Regions from separate parts of the Homo sapiens genome. Here region 2 is linked to region 1. Evidence: chromatin loops called from intact Hi-C (ENCODE). Cell type or tissue: sigmoid colon. All regions are shown on one strand. Links, peaks and the distances in the headings refer to the core of each region. The heading gives the core; the rest is flanking DNA. Region 1 holds the start of OR51E2 (olfactory receptor family 51 subfamily E member 2). Region 2 holds the start of OR51D1 (olfactory receptor family 51 subfamily D member 1).

The links. Peaks named below come from ENCODE experiments on the same cell type or tissue, not always from the same donor. Only the 100,000 strongest peaks of a DNase experiment are listed, where the experiment ranks them.
Region 2: it touches region 1 in a loop (2.5-fold over the local background); 6 of 110 quality-filtered maps call a loop at or near these places.

The regions. Positions count from the first base shown.
Region 1 is chr11:4,691,870-4,702,812 of GRCh38, reverse strand. OR51E2 (olfactory receptor family 51 subfamily E member 2) reads left to right here and starts at 4,960. Exons shown (of 2, transcript NM_030774.4): 1 at 4,960-5,160. It overlaps OR51C1 (olfactory receptor family 51 subfamily C member 1), which reads left to right and starts at 4,960. Exons shown (of 2, transcript NM_001396051.1): 1 at 4,960-5,160. The coding sequence starts at 5,152. In sigmoid colon, for the core only: no CTCF peak of the experiment used is centred there; a DNase peak (open chromatin) is centred at 5,062; H3K4me3 peaks cover 3,091 bases.
Region 2 is chr11:4,637,469-4,648,411 of GRCh38, reverse strand. It overlaps OR51D1 (olfactory receptor family 51 subfamily D member 1), which reads right to left and starts at 10,935. Exons shown (of 2, transcript NM_001004751.3): 1 at 10,659-10,935; 2 at 5,352-8,635. The coding sequence starts at 8,621. The coding sequence ends at 7,647. OR51E1 (olfactory receptor family 51 subfamily E member 1) reads right to left here and starts at 4,430. Exons shown (of 2, transcript NM_152430.4): 1 at 4,382-4,430. In sigmoid colon, for the core only: no CTCF peak of the experiment used is centred there; no DNase peak of the experiment used is centred there.

The DNA.
Region 1 (10,943 bases), core at 1,528-9,527:
ATCTGGTCAGGACATTATCCTGCTTTCAATTCTTTGGCTTCCCAGGTCCTCAGAAATCTGGCCTTGCGACTGCTTTAGGTGGAGAAACATTTATTTCTACTCTCTCCCCTTCAGTCATACAGAGCTCATTTTCAGTTTCCTAAACATGGCATGGTTTGGCTCAGGTCTGAGCCTTCTCTCATTCTATTCTCTGAGGCAGTATTATGATGTTTACTGATTCCTAAACTCTGTTTCAAATATAATTCAAAACAGTTTTATTTTTTATTTATATTAAAATTAAAATAACTTTTTATCCTACATTTTCTGATTGCAGATTGTGGATAAATTAATGGAAGCTTAATTATGTGGGGGTTTTTTATCCTTTTTTAATTTTTCTTTTTAGTTTCCCTACTTTGCAGTGCCCTAATTTGGTCCTCAGTCCGCCAAGCAGATGAAACACCACAGCAGCTGACCATGCCTGGAACATTTCCTTAACCTTCTGTCATCTCCTCACCCTACTCTACTCTCCTGCCCTCATTACTAGCTCCCCTGTCAAAACCCTTTTCACTCACTCGGATCTCATATTATCAATTACATTTGGTTAGCCTCCCTTGATCACACAGGCTAACTTGTCCCAGCACCTAGGTGATCTATACCAGCACTTCACAAATATGAATGGCACATTAATGCGCTAGGTATCTTGCAAAAGCGCAGGTTCTAATTCAGAAGATCTAATTTTCTTTTCATTTCCAACAAGTTTCCAGGCGATGCTAACATTATTGGTCCTTCAATAGCAAAGATCTCTGTGAATACCACTTGTAGAGTAATTATAATACAGTATTTTAATTTCCCATTTACTTATTTGTATCCCCCATTAGACTTCGAACTGTGTAATATTTGGGTTGATATCTATCGTGTTCACTGTTATACCCTCAGGATCTTGTTCAATACCAGATATATGTAGAGTATCTATACAATATTTCTCTTAATAAATCAATTAAGAACTTTAATGAAAGCATGTGCAACAAGATATAGTGGGAGCAGAGAAGAATGGAATAAATAGGAATATTAGGAATAGCTAGAAGTTCACAGGGAGAGGTAAGGAGGAGTGACATTTCTATATACACCAAAATTGAATGGTCAGTGTTAGCCATATCAACGGGGTAGGAAAACTGCTAAATCCAACATGGCTGGATCCAGGAAAAGAGGTGAGTGAGGCTTTCATCAGACCATGGAGGGCTAGTAGGCCATATGGAGTTCTAATAATTTTTCTGAACAGTAGTATAAACAAAATGGTTTTTGACTTAGTGTCTTAATCTATTTCCTCTTGCTATAACAGAATACCAAATACTAGGTAATTTGTGAAGGAAAGAAGTATATTTAGCTCACAGTTCTGGAGGCTAGGAAATTCAAAAGCATGGTGCCAGCCTCTGGAGAGAGGTTTTGTGCTGCCATTACATGGTGGAGGGCATCACATGGCAAAAGGGCAAGGGCATTTGTGTCAGCCCAGATCTCTTTTTCTTCTTATAAATCCACCAGTCCCATCATGATGACCTTATCTGATCCAACTTATCTCCCAAAGTCTTCATATCTAATCAAGATATGACTTTGGGAATTAAATTTCCAACATGGGAGACATATTCAAACAGTAACACACAGCAACCCGTTTTCGTTGCTGTTGTTATTGTTTGTTCTCTTTTAAGTTTATTTCTACAATTTCAATGCATTAACCCTGGATTACCTGTTTTGCCTCTGGCCTCTTGCTCCTGTATCAAACCCTGTTTCTTTTATATCTTAAACTGTTTGCTCCTTGTGCTAGTCTTAGCCCTGAAACTTGTTTTTCTATTTCCTGATCAAGCATGACCATCCACTTGAGCTGGTATATGCACAAATTTTAAAGGTTGCATAACATCCCAGGACTCGATATAAATGCTTTATATATTCTGTATCATTGAGAATTTTTATCTATATTTTTTACCACTGTAAATAATGGGGCAATAAATTTTCCTGTACATAAAATATGGCCTGCATCTCTGATATCTTCCTTTCAATAAATTCTTAGAAATGGAATATTATGGACATTTTAAGACAACAATATACTGGAAAATATGCTTCCAGAAAGTTCATGCAAACATTGTAAAACAATGCTTAGTCCACTGTAACACAGCAACACAACACTATGTATTATGTGTTTTAAAAAACATTTGCTGATTTGATAGCCAAGAATATTTTACTGTTTACCGTAGTAAATGTTGACAGTCAATAAATAAGACTTACTTCAAGTTCCTAGTGCAGAGTTTTCCTATGTCCAATTTGGTACTTCCTGTTTGGATTACCAAGTTTCAGAAACATTAATATGAAGTCAAATGACATCACAGACTATGATATGTTTCCTGGACTCAATGGAGTTAATATTAATGTATTAATAAGATGTGTTGCTGTATGATTTCATGGAGGAACATTGAACTCAAATTTTCAGAAAGTTTAGTTAAATTACCAGCTACTGTTCTGCTAGGCTGGCATGAGAATAGGGCAGTGAGAAGAGCCATATTTTGACGTAGTGTGCCAGTGTGTGTATTGGTGCTTTAACCAGTACACACACTAGTTTCATTTTCATGTACTAAGCTCTGGCACAGAATTTACATGGTACCACTATAGTAACTTTATTTTTCTTATAAGAGTAACATTCTTTCAACCATAAGAATAAAAATATGTGACTATTCCCAAATAGTTTCTGAGACTAATGGGAAAAGAGTCACAGCCCTACAATTTGCCCAACTTGGTAGAGAAAGTGTTTTCAAAGGTCTCAAGAAGTTTCCTGTGCGGAAACACAACAATAAAATACCTTTATGTGCAAGGAATAAGCATGCACAAGTGACAACCTGTTAACATTCAGTTTGGCACATCAGCATGCATGCAGGCTTTTGGGTGTAGATGACTCAAATTGAAAGTAGTGGTGAATGGATAGTCATGTGAAGACTGTTTAGAAAATGAGTTTTGAAAACTGAGAGGGTGTCAGATAGCCGAGGCTTTGAATACTACTTGTGCCATTTATAACTGAGAAACTTAGGTAAGTTACTTACACTCTAATTTTTGGTTTAAACATGGTTTAAGACATAAATCAAACTAATAATGGATTCTTCTACTGAATTTATTATTGTAGAGTTGTGTAAGTCAAAAGTTGACATGGATCTCACTGAGCTAAAATCAAGGAATCACCAGGCTGCATTTCTTTATGGAGGGGCTAGGGAAAAATCAATTATCTTCTTTTCTCCTTCTGGAGGCTTTCCACATTCCTTGGCTTGTAGCCTCCTTCTGCCATCTTCAAAGCCAGCAACAGTGGATCAAATCCTTCTCATGCTGCCATCTCTCTGGTTCTCTACTTTTAAAGACCCGTGTGACTATATTGGATCCACCCAGCTAATCCATCTAATCTTGCCATCTCAAGTTATTTAACTTTAATCACATCTGCAAAGTCCCTTTGCAATGTAAGGTGACATATTCACAGGTTCCAGGCATTAAGACATAGGTATCTTTAGGGGCCATTATCCTGTCTACCACAAACACTTGGCCTAGTATCATGGATGTAGAATGCATAATAAAATATTATTGTTCTTGTTATTTATTGTTTTTATTACATTATGAAGAAGAAAATATCTCAGGCCATGACATTTTCAGTAGTGAAACAGATTTGATAGTGGAGAGGAGATAATATCGGAAGCAGGGAGAATGGTTAGGAAACTACTGAAGTTACCCAAGTGAGAGATAATTGTGACTTAAATAAAGGTGACATTTCTGGAGATGATAAACAGTGATCAATTTCTGATTGTATTTTTCAAAGAGATTGACATAATTTACCAATGGATTAAATGCAGGGTGTAAGAGACAGAAACTGAGAATGAATCAAAGACCCATATGCCCAAGTGTGGTCCAAATTGGTGGGAATATCTAAGGATCTAAAGAGGCCATAAGGAGAAAAGATGGACAACTTATAGCAATCTATGCATTCTATTTATTAAAGACTAATGAGAGTGATAGTAAACTGACAGAAGGTGACATCATTGGCCAAGTCAATCACCCACCTACCTGCAATTTTTCTTGGTATAATACAAGATTTTCAAAATTTGACTATAAGTAGAGAGAACCCCAAATTATTGTGACTAATTCTCTTCAACCTGGTAGGTTGGGACTTCAAAATACGAAATAGGTCAAATTATAAAAAAGTAAATGAAACCGTATTTTATACACAAGTAAGTTGTGAACCAAGATTTTTACCTACTGTATTCACCAAGCATTTGGTTCATGCCTCTAGGATAACCTTATCATTGGTTAACATGTAATTATTGGTTAACCTGTCTATCTTCTACACTAAAATCCTAAACAGTAAGAATTATGGTGTATTCTTAAAAAAAAAAACTCTATCACTGAGTATAATGTTTAGAATATGGGACATTCTTATGAAATATTTACTGGATATATGTATGGATGAGTAAATGAATTATTTTTTATCTGTAAGAGAAAGACTGCTGCTGCAAAGAACCACAGGTGGGCTAATGAAACCATACTGCTGTGAATAATCATAGATACTGAGGAGTTAAGGGGTGGAGTTGGACTCTCACTCATAATGGGAGATGTCATTTAGCAATTTGCTACAATATTTCGTTTTTTAAAATCTCCTTCAGAGTGACTGCTAGTGATTATGAGGTTCCTTTTAAGGGTAATAAAAAATGTTCTAAAATTGAATTGTGATGATGGTTCTTGCACAGTTCTGTGACTTTACTAAAAAAAATTGAATCATACACTATAAATGGGTGAATTTTATAGTATGTGAATGATATAACAATAAAGCTGTTAAATAAAAAAGCTTTTGAGTGAAATGACACATGAAAAAAAGGTTACATCAGCCCATAAAGCACATAGCCACCGTAAGTAATTGCATAATGGAACAGATATAAAAGGACTGTATGAGGCAAAAGAAGTCTTCTGGGAATCTCCACACCCTGAAGACACAGTGAGTTAGCACCACCACCAGGAATTGGCCTTTCAGCTCTGTGCCTGTCTCCAGTCAGGCTGGAATAAGTCTCCTCATATTTGCAAGCTCGGCCCTCCCCTGGAATCTAAAGCCTCCTCAGCCTTCTGAGTCAGCCTGAAAGGAACAGGCCGAACTGCTGTATGGGCTCTGTAAGTAAAACTGTTTTGTTCAATGAAAATGCTTGACTCTAGATGAATTGGACTTTCTCACCCACAGGGAGTAATTTCCTCACAATGTGCAGAATTAGATTAGATGTTGGTATGGTGGGCTGAGGAGGACGGTAGAATTTCAGAATTATTTATTCCCAGGAAATACGTAGAGAATGGGTATTTCGTTCTGCCTGATATAGGTTAGATAACTTGTTTTTAGTCAAATGGTTTAATCAGTGTGCTGATATATTTATCACAGTCAGTGAATCTCATTTCTATGCCCAATAACTATTACTAAAAATGAAAAGTTACCAATTTCGAACGCATTGCCTGCCAGCTACTGGTATTAGACACAGCGCATATCCTGTCTTATAGATGAGGAAACTGGGTCACAGAAAGTTTATATTACTTGTAGATTTCAGTAAAACAATTGTTTTTGAGAGCACGAGCTTTGGAATTAAAAAGACCTGAGTTAAAAATTCAGCTCTGACTTTCACCAGTTGTATGTGATTTCAAATATGTTTCAGACTTCTGATACTCAGTGTCTTTACCAGAAAAATGAATTTAAAGTGAATCTAATAATACTTGTCACATGATGACATAGTAAGAATTAAAATAATGCTTATAAAGCACTGAGGACAATAATGTTCACAGAACACGTGTCCAGTAAATGGTAGCTATTTCTATGAGTAATATTTTTATTAATGGTGTAGATGGTCTCAAAACTAGTTAGTGTTTGAGCAAGAATCTGAACCCAGGTCAGTCACACATGATAGCCATACCATTGACAATAGCATGGAGAATACTGATGACACTATAAGGTCTAGTTCAGCAGATTAAGACAGCCACAAGCTATAGCTTATAATAGTGCAATGAAAGAGGAGCATCATTGTAATCCGAGTGGGCAGAAAAATTAGTTGAGAGAATATAGCTTATTTCACAAGAGAGAAAATGAAAGTATATATGGATTGGAGAGGATGGGTCGGAAAGATTCTAGAGTGAAGGCAGCACAAAAGAGAAGCTTGGGGGAAATTTAGTGCCTCCTTCTAAGGATATTCATTAGTCCCCCTCTTGTCTTGAATATAAACACTTAAGATTTTTTCAATGTAAGAAAAATGCAATGAAATAATAGCTGCAAATACCCACTACTAACAATTGCTTGGCCTTCTTATATAGACCTCCCGAGGTTCTCATCTTTTACATTTCAGGAGTAGAATCAGTTAAAAACTAATCTTTATATGTAAGGGATGAGAGAGAGAAAGAGGAGGGTATGTGTGTGCACACATGTGTGTGTGTGTGGTGGGTAGTAATTTTAATTCAATGATTTACTAGAGTTCGATGTCGTTTGCTGATAAATGAAGCAGGAGGAAGAGCCAGGTTTGGAGGGGACGAGAGAATGAGTTCCATTTGTCTCATATAGAAGTTGAAGTAACTGAGTGATGATGGGTAGAGATGTCCCTCAGGGGTAGCCACAGTATTTTATTTACTTTTTATTCACCACATGCAGCAAGGAGCTTTGTTCTCCAAAATGCTGTCAATTATTTTTCTAAATTACAGGTTTGATTGCTTCACTGTATTTTCATGTCTCATTACTACCTTTACGCTTAAAACCAGAAACTTTGCCACAGCGTTAAAGATTCTGCTAACTTTTAAAATACAGAACTCTGGAGATGCCATAATTAGATTGCAGATTTATGAGTCTTCTGGATATAAGTGCTATTTAAAGCCATGAGAATAACCAAGATATCTCAAGGAGAGCATATGAAAAGCAAGAAAAGAAGAGGTACTTCTTGGGAGAAAAGCAGACTCCTCTAGAATCCCACAATTTATAAGGCAGAGAACAAAACCATTGTTTAACAAACAGGAAAAAAAAAAACCTCACAGAATAACCATCACTGAAGCTAATGAAGGAGAAAGTTTCAAGGAGGAGGAGGTAAACATTGCTGAAAGTTGAGATGAGGGAGAGAAAAACAAATCTGAGATTAAACTTTTGGACTTGGCATGTAGAAAATCACGGGTGACATCATTTGGAGGATTTTCAGAGTCATTAGGGAAAGAATTCAGATTGTTACTGAAGGTGAAGGAATAATAAACAAAAGCAGACTGTTCTCCAAAGGAATTTTTATCCTTATAAAAGATACAGCAGGAAATTGAGAGAGAAACAGGGCTTATGTCTTGTATCCCTCACTATCAAAGCACAAGGCTAATTATGAAAACTATTCAATATATCCTGGTTGAAATGAATTGTTTGGAAATATCTATACAAAACTGTGGGAAGCTTTTATTGTTGAGTTAGAGTAAAACTTGAGTATTGCAGACTTCAAAAAAGCAACCAATGGCACTAAACAAGATACTAAAGAGGGAAAGGAATTTTGTTGGCATTAAATGAGAAGAGATGGAAAATGATTTATTTATTAAAAGCAAAGCTCCTTGCTTCCAGTGGTCAATAAAAGGTGAATAAAATGTTAGAAATGTCTGGCTCTTGATGCTCTGCAAAAATTTAAGTTCATTACACTGTCCATGGAATTCAAGATTTTCATGATTTGACCTCTGGTGCTTTCTCTAGCTTCATTTCCCACAGCACCTAGCCTCACATTTAAGACTTCGATATACCCCTTCTCTTGTAGTTATCCAACAAACTGGCTTATGTTATTCTTTCATTCATGTCTCTCCTCATTTTATCAACGGCACTGCAAAAGCACACTTCCCCTGTTTTTCATCCTTATAAACTCACATTTACCCATCAAAACTTCACACAGTTATAAAGCATACATTCTGTTAACATTCTTGGAACTAGTTCTTCTTGACACACACAGACACATTCATGTATGCACACACTCCAAATCTGCCACTCCACACTATTATCTCTTCTGCCTTATCAATTAGATACATCCTATCCTTATACACTCTACAACTAGTAGCATTTATCTGTTTGTTTCTGTTACTGCTGATAGACGCTGTCTGGCATGTAGTAGATATTTAAAATTAGTCATTTTTTATTTTCAGTAAGAGTCCCTAGACTCTTGACACAGCAAGCTCAGCTCCCTGCATATGTGTGTGTGTGTGTGTGTGTGTGTATATATATATGTATGTGTGTGTGTATATATATATACGTATATATGTGTGTGTGTATATATATATATGTGTGTGTATATATATATATACACGTATATATATGTATAGTTTAGTTCAGTTTGAACTGAACTAAGTGTTTCTGGTTGATAGGAGCTAAAGTGGAGTTATTGGCTAGGAAAAAGAATAAGGTACCCTCTGTCTCTGAGCCCAGCGTGAACGTAGGAAGGATGCAGGAAGATATGCTTGTAAAGTGATGGAAAGGAGAGAAGTCATTTTTTTTTTGCTAGGCCCAACACAGATCAGGTCAAAATATATACACTATGGTTTTCTTTTGTTTTGTTTATGATCTCTTGGCAAGAAGGAGGAAAAAAACTACCAAGAAGAATGAAAATAGGCAATGAATAAATTGTTGAAATGAGGTAATGGGAGATATGAAGAAGTTAGGATGAAAGAGAAATTATTCAAATAGCAATTTAATTTTTTTAAGTGGTTACATAAAATGTCCTACAACACAATGACAAAAATTACAACTCAGATATTGCGTAGGAACTAAAAATCATGAAAGCCAGAATTAATTGACATAAATGGAGCCCCTCTGTACTTTCATAACCATTTTTATTATTCATCGCTGTATATGAGATATTGAAATTATTGAAAAACGGTTCTGCTCTTTCTGCCTCACTGGATTATAAACTCTCTAAGTGGGGTTTTATTTGTGTTGTCCTTTAGCTTCTAAAATAGCACTATGTAAGATCCAGATACTCAGTTAATGTCCCTGAGATAGTAAAGCAAGATCAAGAGAAGTGTTACAAGTGCACTGTTGCTCAACAGTTTTTTGTTTGTTTGTTTGTTTTTTGAAACGGAGTCTCGCTCTGTCGCCCAGGTTGGAGTGCAATGGCGCCATCTCGGTTCACCTGGAAGCTCCGCCTTCCAGGTTCACTCCATTCTCCTGCCTCAGCCTCCCCAGTAGCTGGAACTACAGGCGCCCGCCACCACGCCCGGCTAATTTTTTGTATTTTTAGTAGAGACGAGGTTTCACCATGTTAGCCAGGATGGTCTCGATCTCCTGACCTCGTGATCCGCCCACCTCGGCCTCCCAAAGTGCTGGGACTACAGGCGTGAGCCACCGCGCCCAGCCTGCTCAACACTTTTACACATGCCGTTCTGAAAGCCTGGGAATTCTTCGTCTCAACTTACATAAAACACAGAAATCTTTCAAGCACTGCTTTTTCTAGAAAGCCTTCTCCAAATACTACAAACCTACTGAATGCTCTCTTTCTGGTAATTCCTTTTTAGTGTGTTTTGGTTTTTCAAAATCATTTTATCTTATTTCTAGTTGACAAATAATATGGTATATATTTGTGGGGTAAAATGTGATGTTGTTATACATGTATGCATTGTGGAATGACCAAATCAAGCTAATTATCATATCCATCACCTCAAATATTTATCATTTCTTTGTGCTGTGAACATTTAAAATTCTCTCTTTTAGTTTTTTTGAAATATACTATACATTAACTATAATTCTTATTTCTCTAAGAGGTTTGATCATACATTTTAGATATTTTCATCACTCGCCTGAGGACACTGTCATTACTGTAAATTTCAGAATCTAAAGCTATAGTTTCATTATTTGGCCAAATCGTGTAATCTATAATTTCTTGTTTTTCATCTAGTTTTCTGTTAATTTTAGTTAAATCACACCCCCACCCCCCCTTTTTTTTTCACTAAGACTTCTTCCGGTGATCCTTGAGGTGGCACTTTATCAGGGTGAATGTGTGAGTCTGGATACGTTGAGGTTCCTCTCCATCCTCTCTTTTGTCAACACTTACTGTCAGCCACCCAGCACCCTTTCTTTTCCTCTGAAGAAGTTACCCTGCAACTGGCTCTCTCTCATTGATTGAGCCCTCTGCAGCCACAACCCTAATCTCTGTTTTTCCCTAGACCCCCGTCTTCAACTCAACCATACCCATCTATCTACCTTTCTGCAATTCTCTACTCTATGAAAAAAGAAATGTGATGTTTGCAATAAAGTTATATTTTTCCCTCCGAAACAAAACAGTAACATTCAATTAGGTATCTCCTAAGAAGTATGTCTTAACAAAATAGAGAGATTCTGTTCTGGAGAACTAGTCTTCCAGCAGACTGAAGAGAGAACTGTGTTGGAACGTGGCAGCACATTATATCAGGTGGGGGCAGCCTCCTGTCTTCCTAAGCCTGGTGGGAGGTCTGTGTTCTAACCATCTCTTCCAAATATGATGCCGGGTATCATATTGTAAGGGTTTCTTTAATGGTTAGATGCTGAAGCCATTTATTTGTCACTTCCTATGTGTTACTTTGTATTATAATGATCTCTTTCTTCATATTTTCTGGCTTCCCAAATTGTCTGTAAGCTTCTCTGCTTTCCACACTTATGACCAATGTAATATTGCTGTTCCACAGCCCCAGTGTATTTTTCTCTGGTGCCAACCATAGAGGAAAAATAATGCACTACCTCTTTAGCACAATTTAAACATGCCATAAAGAATGAAATATGATTGGCAAACTCAGGGTAAAGTGTTTATTCTTAGTTTGGTTATCTATGGCTAGAACGATCAGAGGAGTGGTCACATGATATAAACATAGCTGCCAGCAAAGGGCCCTAGAGAAGAAAGATTGTACACTAAGGCAAATTCAAAAACAAACCAAAGTGCCCACTACAGCAGTTG
Region 2 (10,943 bases), core at 1,289-9,288, 54 kb after region 1:
TGTTTTCCACAAAAATGGGCAACAAGGTCTCTGAAAATGTATGAAATTTCATATACTTTTCAATTCCCCAAATTTGTCACCTTAATCACCACTTGGCCTGTATGTACACACTCATACACACACATATTTACTAGCAGTCAATTTCTCACAATAGCAAGACTGGGCACTGATACAAAGATACCAGAAATCAACAAAAGGAAGATTTAGCTGGCCTGGGAAGGAGGTGCCTAGGCAGTATAAAATGGGCAGCTATCGCTGGGGCTAAAATATCAGCCTGGACCCCAGAAGACTACAGCAGGAGAGAAATGAATGGATGGAGAAGGAGCCAGCCAGAGAGCTCAAGTGCCACCGTTCAGACTGGCCAGCCCTGAAGCGTCCCAATGTTCAACAGTCCCTCCACGAGACAGGCAGAGTGACCAGATGACTTCCAGGTGGCCTTCCAGCTTGAGCAGCTGTTAGTAATTAAAACTCAGTGAGATGGTTTTGAGCTCTGGAGGAACTTGGAACTAAATTATTTTGAAAATAAGGCACAATCAAGAAAAAATAAACTAACAAAGCATTTTTTTTTTAGAAAGCTCACACACTGCTCTAATCCCCAAGGAATAGCCCTGTGCTGAGATTTTCTGTGAATAAGTTGAACTATCTTAGCAAGTTCCAGGAATGTTTCTTCAGGAACTATGAAGGACATCTTAACCTTTTCTCAGGAATAGGGGAACAGGAGCTCCCAGCTGTAAAGACTGGAAATCCACGTGGAGGCCTTCAGTCCTCTCCCTTCCTTCCCCCGGGCTTCAGAACTCTGTCTCCTAATGCCAGCCCAGCCCCCCTCACCAGCCCATCCTCACATTCTTCCCTAGAACTCCTTCTCATAGACCCGTGAAAAAGCAGTCAGAGAGATAAACCAGACAGCAGGAGAGAAATGAAGGGATGGAGAGGAAGCCAGCCAGAGGGCCCAAGTGCCACCCTTCAGACTGGCCAGCCCTGAAGCATCCCAATGTTCCATAGTCCCTCCACAAGACAGGCAGAGGGACAGAAGACTTCCAGATGGCCTTCCAGCTTGAGCAGCTGTTAGTAATTAGAACTTAGTGAGATGGTACTCCAAAGGTGTACCATTAGCCTATTAGCCCTATCTCTTCTGACCCAAGAGAACAATGAGGTCACCTTTAACCCTGATTTTGTTGTTTTTATAATATGAACATAGATTATTGAGCACCTACAAAATGACAGAAACTATACAGTGCCATCTGTATAAATATTATCTCTAATCTGGGAACAGCTCTGCAGAAGGTGAGGGTGTTTAATTCAATCTGCTGGGAGGGAAAGTTTAAGGCAGAGAAACCGATTTAACCTAGAACTTCAGGCAAAGGGGCCAAAGTCATCAACATCCCTTCTTGCTGCACCATGGATCCTCTCTATATTATGGGTGAATACTATGGATCCTTTCTATATTATGGGTGAGAAAACTGAGGCTCCAAGACATTAAATAACATAACCAAAGTTTAACAGGTGACTGGTAATGCAGAAACTTAACCTAGATAGTCTCATACCAAGGCCTATACACTTTCCCTCATTCTAGGCTGCCTTTAATTTTGCTGCACCTTCTGAAAGCTAATAAAATCCACCCAAAAGGCAAGGTATAAGAAGGGCTTGGTAAGTAGCACAGCTGCCCTGGGTATACTCTTAGAAGGGAAACCAAGAGGGCTGCAAAGAAGACTCTTCTGCACTGGAACTTGGGACACTCACCTCCTCTTTCAGCCCTAACTCCAAAGGCTGTGAGGTGGGTAGGCCCCACAATGGAGATTAAAAGGCTTGTCCTCTACCACGTATTTCCTTATTATCTAATTAGAGCCTCTCATCCACCTGTCAAGCAGATATCATTAATCCCATTTGACAGATAAGGATGTTGAGGGTTAGTTAGAGCCCTTAGTGCTAAATCCATTGCTTTACAGTAGGCCAAGCTACTGCCCTACCCCTCCCCATGTCTCCTTAAGAAGGGACTTCGCTTTGTAAGCACTATTTCAATATTAATCTCTCAGGAATCCAACACTGATGACCCATGAGTCCAGGGGCCCCTCTCGGACTCAGGACACATGACCAGCTCTCCCCACTTAGGTTCAGTGTGGAAGGAGAACCAGGAGGAGATTCATTGTCAGTGTCACTATCTGGGCTAAACACACAGAATGTTTCATGCCCAGAGCAATGGAGTGAGGGCCTCTGGCGCTGCTGTCAGCCTCTGGGAATATTTAGAAAAGAATGTCCCTGGAGAGAAGCCCAGACATACCTGGGAGCCTCTGGCTCCTCATCCCAGGCACAGAGAGGGAAGGCAGACCTCAGGGGCAATGCTGTGGCTGGCAAGGACTGGAGGAGCTTGTCACTTGATTCTTAAATAGAGTCCCTTCCCTAACACTTAGTGAGGGTAGTAGCCCCAGCATGACTTCCACTCAAATTATCTGCATCCACTGTGCCCCACACCTTGCTTGTATTTAATAAAGCAGATGAACCCTTGCAAGGTGTTGGTCACTCTTCTTAAAATGGCCAAGATGAAAATGGAAAGATGAGAGAGAGCAACTTCTAACTCCCAAAAAGCCAAGTGAGCCCTCACCCCACCCTGGTCACTCAAGTCAGCCTGACCACCTAAAATCACCCCTAGGCAGAGTTCCTAGGTTTCAGGTCTCTGCTCCTCCACTTCCTGAGTAGGACCAGATAAGTGTTCTAAAGATCTGCAAAGCTGCACCTAGTTACCAGTTCCCTGTAGAGCTATTCTGGCTGCAAGCAAATGTAAGGCAAGGGAAATGCCCAAAGTGGGATTTTGATCAGTGTACTCATTTTTTCAATAATCATTGACGGACTTCTGTGCCAGACTCCACTGAGTACCAGAGATATCGTTCCAGCCTTCCAAGGATGGGGAGAAATTGAGACAAATATGCAGCCATCACAGCACATTATGATAAATTCTGGGACAAGGGGAAGCAAAAGGGCCTCAGAAGCAAAGACAACAATAGCTCAGCAAGCTTTTTAGGTTCCAAGGGCTTCCCTGAGGAGGTGACATTTAAGCCATGGCAGTGGCGGGACCTGCTGCAGGCAGGTAATGGGGCAGTGACACAGGCAGTTAATGGGGTGGGGCACAGCAGCATTCGGTTAGACAACAAAAACATATTGAGTGTCAAAAACTGGAGATGAAACAGTAGATAAATCAGACAAGATGATGGCTTTTATGGAGCTCATATAACACGAGGCCAATAATGAGAAGTAAACAAATAAAATTTCAGTTGAAGATAAGGGCACGAAAGAAAGAGTGATAGGACAGAGGAAGATGGGTGCAGGACACTCATACTGGAGACAGGGGTCAGAAAAAGCCTCTCTTAAGGATGTGACATGTGATGAGAAAACACCAGCCATTCTAAGATCCAGGGAAAGTGCATTCCAACTGTGGGAGACAGCAAGAGAAAAGCGTCCCCCAGCAAGAATGATATTGGGGGATTCATGGAACAAAAGGAAGGTCAAGGTGGCCAGAGCATCAAGAGCACAACAGAGTTTGAGAAGATGAGGCGGGAGGAAGGCAAGGACCTCATCAGGTAACAGGGTCTTGCAGGGTATGGCAAGGAGCTTTGGTTTAATTCTGAGTGACTTGGGGGAATTTCAGCAACAGAACTTATCTAGTTTGTTTTTAAAAATACATCCTGGCTAATACAAAGAGCCAGAGAGAAAGAGAACAGACCTTGTTTGGAAAGCTGAAAGTGACTTAGTGTAGCTAGGGTAAAGAGTACAAGGCAAGGGGTGTTGCCGTGTGGACACTAATCTACTTTTTAAATGGGCTGAAGACTGAATCCTGATCCTAGACACAGACCAAGCTGAGATCGGAGCCCCAGGAAGATTACTAAGTCCCAGTCTCAGCCACAGCCTGACTCCTGATGTACAGCATACAGTGAAACCAACCTCACTCAGAGCCCCACTTCCACCCCAGCTGCAGCCTCATCCCCAGTCATAGACTGAGCTTCAACCACGTTCACCCTGTTCACACACCAAACCCCGACCCAACCCCAATGCAGCCCCAGTCTAACCCCAGCCCAGCCTGTCCTCTGTCCTCTGTCCTCATTCACATCAGCCCCTGCCAGCCTCCAGATGGGCATACTAGTAAACTAATCACTGAAAAACTGCTTGAAAACTACCCTTAGGCTACCTCCAGCACCCACATGCTTTCTGTTCAGCACACAAACCTAGAGATCACTAAGGCTGCCTGTCCTTTGAGTCAGGGGCTTCCTACACATCTCCCACTTCTGGTTCTTCACAGCCTGGCTTCTCATGCACTCAGCAAGTCTAACAGGAGACCCCTAGCTGCAAGTAACCCATGCACCTGGACATGCCCCTGGCCTCCTGCACTCACCTCAACCGTATGGAAGGAATGTGTGACCCCCTTTGTCCAGTCTTCCTCCAGAAGAGGTCTGGCAGGCTGCACTGAAATACAGCCTCTCTGTCTCCGCCTACTCCCTTGGACCTCCCTGGTCAGGGTTATTTATTCTCTGCCTCACCCTCTCCCTCCTTCTGCTTCTTCCTGCAGGGTGGGGCAGAATGCTGTCCAAAGGGTACATCAGCAGGTACCCCTCACTAGCCCACTGTGGTTCTGGACTGCTTCTCAGCTTCCGTGCCCTGGGAGGATATGCCTGGGGGTATGGGGAGGAGAGGCAATGGGGAAAGGGATCTCTAGAGTCCTCCCCTGATGGGCTGCTGGGATCCTCATGCCAACTCCCAATGTGAAGGATAGATAGGGAAAGTGAGTAGAAAAAAGCTAGAAGAAACTCATTAGTGTAGTCTTCGTGACGGTCTTTATCCAAGTCTCTTCTCAGGTTTATCAAACTCAAACAGGAGAATGGCAAAGGAAGTTTGCAGAGACACTCCACGGTTAAGTGTCAGCCCATTTCCATCCTGAAGTGTTCTTTCTGTCCTCCCTTCTCTCATTTGGGGGACACTGTTTAGGTCCTTGCTAAGCGTGGAATTCACTGGGTCCATCCTCCTTTTCCCAAAGCCCTAGGGCTACATCTTTTTTTGTCTCCCAGGCTCTGGTCCCTGTGTCTGGATAACTTATAACCAAGGTCCCCAGGGACAGTGCCTCTGCCGTCCACTCTCTGGCCTTGGATTACTGAACTTCTGGCTGAGGACAGAGAACGTGGTTTCTTTAACCCTCCCCACCCCCAACACCAGCCACGTAAGACCAATGACATCTGGTTTCTCCCTTAAGGGCAAAAATAGTCAGAGAACATTTTAGAGAGTTAGAGAACAATTTGAATGTAAAACTAAATACCTCGTATTTTGAAATAAGTAAAAACTACATCTATAAATAGAACAACATGGTTTTTAGTTGGTCTCCCCTTATTTTTTACTGATCAGTTTCACAACTGTGAGTTTTAAATTCAGAACACAGGACACGCTAAATCAAGCTATGTTAAATAGATCATGGCAAATCAGACCATTCTAACTCAGACCACATCAAAATTACTGGTGACAACAGTTTCTGGTGCCTACAGAGCACGCAGCCTGACACTTGCTATCAGAACCCTGGAGCCATCTCTGCTGCCTCCATTAACCTCATTAACTTAGACATGGCAAAGACTTTAAAAAATACCAAAGGGACTTCTACTTCCATCCAATATGGAGTAACAATGAGACATGTGGAAGGACAGTGAGACATGAGACAAGGTGAATAATGAGGTGAATGCTACAGTTTTTTCAGCTTCCTGCCTTAAGGGAGTTTCCATGCGGCAACAGAAGGGAGATTGACTGGCTTCCCCTCCACCCTTGCTTTCCCAGAGGGATTAGGAGAAACTCCCTACAACCAAGGCTTTTTTTTTTTTTTTTTTTTTGACACAGAGTCTTGCTCTGTCACCAGGCTGGAGTGCAGTGGCATGATCTCGGCTCACTGCAACCTCCACCTTGCGGGCTCAAGCGTTTCTCCTGCCTCAGCCTCCCAACTAGCTGGGACTACAGGCACGCGCCATCACACCCGGCTAATTGTTGTATTTTTAGTAGAGATGGGGAACCAAGGACTTTTATACATGTTTGGCAGATAAGCCAAAAAGGGAAGGGAGAGGTGAGGATACCATGACTTGCTATTGAGGCAGGAGGGCAGGGTTTAGGGAGGCCAGTGCCTCGGATAGCAGAGGCAGGAAACGTAGGAAGAGGTAACAAAAGCCCTTGAAATCCTTGTGTTCAGGATGAAGAAGGTGTGGTCTGGCCTGTGAAAAGGTGGAGCAAGGAAGCACCGTGTTTCCTTTCATTCTGACAGACTGAGCTATCACCCAGGCTGACCCCAGGCCGAGAAACTGGGCATCTTAGAGTCATGTCACTCAACTTTGGAAATTATTTCTGCTGCTCACAGCCAGACTTCTTCAATCTCCCTCCTCCATTCCAAGATACATACAGACACCACACATCAATCCATGCTCAGAAATACAGATGCTGTCCCCATTCGTGTCACATACACACCCAACACACAAAGAAAGTTTGCCTTAAAACATATACACTAGACATATGCACGAAAATAGCATCAGTACCAACAATATGCACACAGAATTCAGATGTACATTTCACCGACTTACAACTAATAACACATATACCGCACAAAATGGTTTTACATCTCAAATATTATGCACAGTGGACATACACCCAAACACGCTGAAAGATACAGGCATCCCAATACTACACATTCCACACATTCCACACATTCATGCACCACATTCACATAGTACAAATAGGAAGAAAAGGTAGAGGCAGCATTCTTACCAGATACACATAAAGGTACTGCCCACCATGCAGATACAGACACCAGCATTCTCACGTAGACACATATCATATACCAACTAACAGATACCACAGAAATACAAATGCGCAATCAGAGACACGTCTCATGAAACATACATGTGCCAGGACATAGCTACCACACTCACCAGGACACAACCAGTACGTATTCCATGTGTGCACCCTCTCTCTCACATATACGCACACTGAAAAGCAAGTGTCCACATAAACACACCCACACATTCACACCCACAACCAGAATACATGGCACCCTTATGGACAAATAGTCATATAGAGCCATACAGATGCAAATGGGCAGATTTCACAAATCTGCCAACACACCCTCTTGCATACAGAAACTTCAACATTGCATGTGAGCTGCCTCTTGTCTTGTTGCTGTCTCTCCAGTTACTATTCCCCAAATACCTTCATTAACCCCTGATTATGGCTGGGTAACCACTTTAGGGTATTTGCAATAACGTTTATAGTCCATGCAAATTCACCAACATGGGCACATGGGGGCAAGAACATTAAAATCATACTTCAAAACTGGAATGAACCATGAGGTGTGATCTTTACAGCCTCCCCATGTCAAAACTAGATGTATTTTCTAGCTGAGAGAGAAGGAGAAGGCAAGACCACCATAGCAGAGGGACTAGTGCAGTCATTCTCCAGGATGTCCAGACAGGGTCATAAGTTCAGTACTGACACATTCCTGGAGACAGAATACATGATCTACTTAAATTGCTGGAAGAAGACAGCACAATAGGTTTGATACTTTAATCACCAAGGCATTCAATAGGATCCTAATATTCCCATCTTCTGTAGTAGTAGTAGAAGCGAGACACTAAGGTGTCTCACTTGCCACCTTGTGAGAACATACAGAGGACCCTTGAACAGATCTCTTTGGTCTTGGCTCCATAGACAAGGGGGTTGACTACAGGTGGTAGCAGCAAGTAGGTATTAGCCATAACCACATGGAGGAGGGAGGTGGGACCACCCAGCCTATGCACCACCGAGAGCCCAATGAGGGGTACATAGAAGACCAGAACAGCACAGAGGTGGGAGATGCAGGTGTTGAAAGCCTTGAGTGCTGCCCTCCGAGAGGACAGCTCCAAAACAGCCCACAGGATGAGGATATATGAGAAGCCAATGAAGAGAGAGTCCACACCCATGACTGAGAGGATGATGAAGAGTCCATAAACCACATTGACCCTGGTGTCAGTACAGGACAGCTTCATAATATCTTGGTGCAGACAGAAGGAGTGTGTGACAGTATGTGTTTGGCAGTAGGACAACCACTTGAGGATGAAGGGCAGTGGGAAGAAGAATACAAACCCCCTGGTCAGGGCAGATAGTCCAATCTTGGCCACAGTACACCCTGTCAGCACAGAAGCATGGCGCAATGGGTGGCAAATGGCCACAAAGCGGTCAAAAGCCATGGCCAGCAGGACAGCTGACTCCACGGCTGACAGAGCATGGATAAGGAACATCTGGGCCAGGCAAATGTTGAACTCGATCTCCTGGATGCCCATCAGGAAAAGACTGGCCATCTTGGGCATGGTGATAGAGGAGAGGACTAGGTCAATAGTGGAAAGCATGGCCAGGAAGAGGTACATGGGCTCATGCAGTCGCCTCTCCACACGAATGATGAGGACAATGGTCAGGTTACCCAGGGTGGCCAAGGCATACATAAAACACAGTGGGAAAGCCAGCCAAAAGTGTATGGTAGGCCCCAGGCCAGGGATACCCACCAAAAGGAAGTATGCTGCGTGGACCAGATTTCCATTTGAAGTGGCTATGATAGGGACCAAGAGCTGGGGCTTCTGCATACAAAATCCAGGGTCTAGGAAAGTAGAAAGGGAAAAGTAGAAACATCATTTAGTTGTGGCTCAGAGGAGAGAAAGGACTAATGAGGAAAAGGCATTGGAGTGGTGACAGTAACAAACAGGACTAAGTCATCCTGGTAATTCTGAACCCTAGTCTCTCTCTGCTCTGATTCTCCTTATATACAACTTCCTGGACATCTTGAGCCTTACCCTGACCCTCCAAGGCCCCAGTGCTGCACAAGCAGATTCTATTACTGTCCCATGAATCTCAGTGTGTGAAGACCCACTCATAAAACATGTAACACAGTCCTGCATCTTCAGAGCTGATGTTGCTGCCCAGGGCACTGCTCTTAGCCTTTTCCCATCAGAGTAGACTTGCAGGATTGCTCAGAATGGTCCACATTGACCAGCTCTTCTGATGTATCCTGGGGTTAGGGTGGGTCTGGGTTCAGATTTAGAGGCTCAGTCTACAGCTGACTTTAAGACCTACTATAATCTAATTTAAGATAGGGAGCAGGGGCTCAGTCTGGGATGAGATTTCAAGAGAGGTTTGTGTTTAGGCCTGAATACCATTTCTCAAACTTTCCTGATAGAAACATCTAAAGTAATTGACAACACCATCCCTCCAGGTCCTGCTCCAGGCCCAGAAAATCAGAATTGCCAGGGCAAGGTTTTGGAAATCTTTTTAAAAAACAATAAGCCCCGCCAGGTACAGTGGCTCACGCCTGTAATCCCAGCACTTTGGGAGGCCGAGGTGGGCAGATCGCAAGGTCAGGGGTTCGAGACCAGCCAGGCCAACATGGTGAAACCCTGCCTCTATTAAAAATGCAAAAGTTAGCCAGGCTTGGTGGAGCGCACCTGTAATCCCAGCTACTCAGGAGGCTGAGGCAGGAGAATCATTTGAACCTGGGCGGCAGAGGCTGCAGTGAGACGAGATCACCCCCACTGCATTCCAGCCTGGGTGACACAGCGAGACACCAACTCAAAAACAAAACAAAACAAATAAACAAACAAAAAACGATAAGCCCCTTTCCCCTAGGAAATTTGTGCTTTAAATCAGAGAACTTTGGGGAAAGTTGTTCTGGTGTTCTTGGGGGCAGGGAGGTGAATGAAGAGGGACTATCATTTCCATTTCCAGCTCCCAAACGAACAATAAGCAGCATCTGCCATCAAGATCTCTCAAGCCCCAGGTGAGAGTCAGTCCCAGGTTGCGCTCAGCAAGAGGAGCATGTCATGGAAATCAGATGCAGCTGAGACATGAACAGAAAATCAGCCAGTGCTGCTGCTGTTACTCCACAGTGTTCACAGGCACACACACCTCTCCCTCCACCTACTCTCCCTGGTGATCACACAACGTCCCAGGCTCAACTTCTTTCTCTCTACAGACCACACTGTTCTAAGCCTGTGTCCTGAGATTCAGCCATATAACCTACCGCCTCCTTGATAGTTCTACCTGGATAGCCTATGGGCCTCCCACTCATCTTGCCTCTAACAGGGACCCCTTCCAAACCTGTTCCTGATCTCAGAGAATGCCACTGCTCAGAACCCACATCACCCAAGTCAGGGCAGCTGGTCTCATCTTGACCCGTCTCCTCTTTCACCCCCACATGCAATTCAACTTTTCCAATTAATTATTGGGGCCGTTCCTCTTAATACACCTCCTCCCAACTTAATTATATTATCCACTCTGCCCTGATTATAAAAAGAGCCTTCCAACTTACCTCCCTGCCTCCAAACCTAGTCTATTCCAAACCACCTTCCACACCACTGCCATCTAAACAGCAAAACTGGACACCTGGGGCTCCTGCTGAGCAAGTTAGGAGTGATTCCCATAGCTTTCCAGATAAAGTGAGAACTAGTAACTCCACAGTATGCAGACAAGGCCCTTCACAGTGTTCCTCTAACTCAACTTTCCAGCCCAGCTTCAGTTTCCTTCTTCATCACCAATCACCACCAGCACCACCACAACACACACGTGCACATACACACACACGTACACACTCACACACATTTTTTTCCTGGTAAAGTAATTCCCCTTGCCTTGCTTAAGTGAAGAGTAGGAGGCAGGAACTGAGGAGTCCTGTCCTGGGACAAAGGATAGGCAAAGCTTGGAACGGGTCTCACAGGCTTGAAGAAATTCCTCTGTGTAGGAACAAGGTCCAGGAACCGGGCTACTGTGATCTGGAAAAGGTGTACACTAGAAGACCTCTCCAAGCAGCCAAGCTGACTGATCAAGTCCCGGCTTCCTTATGCAATGAGCCTTCTGTGCCTGTCTCTGCGGACCCTCCCGTTGCCTAACCTCCCTGGGCTGAGCCTGCTACACTC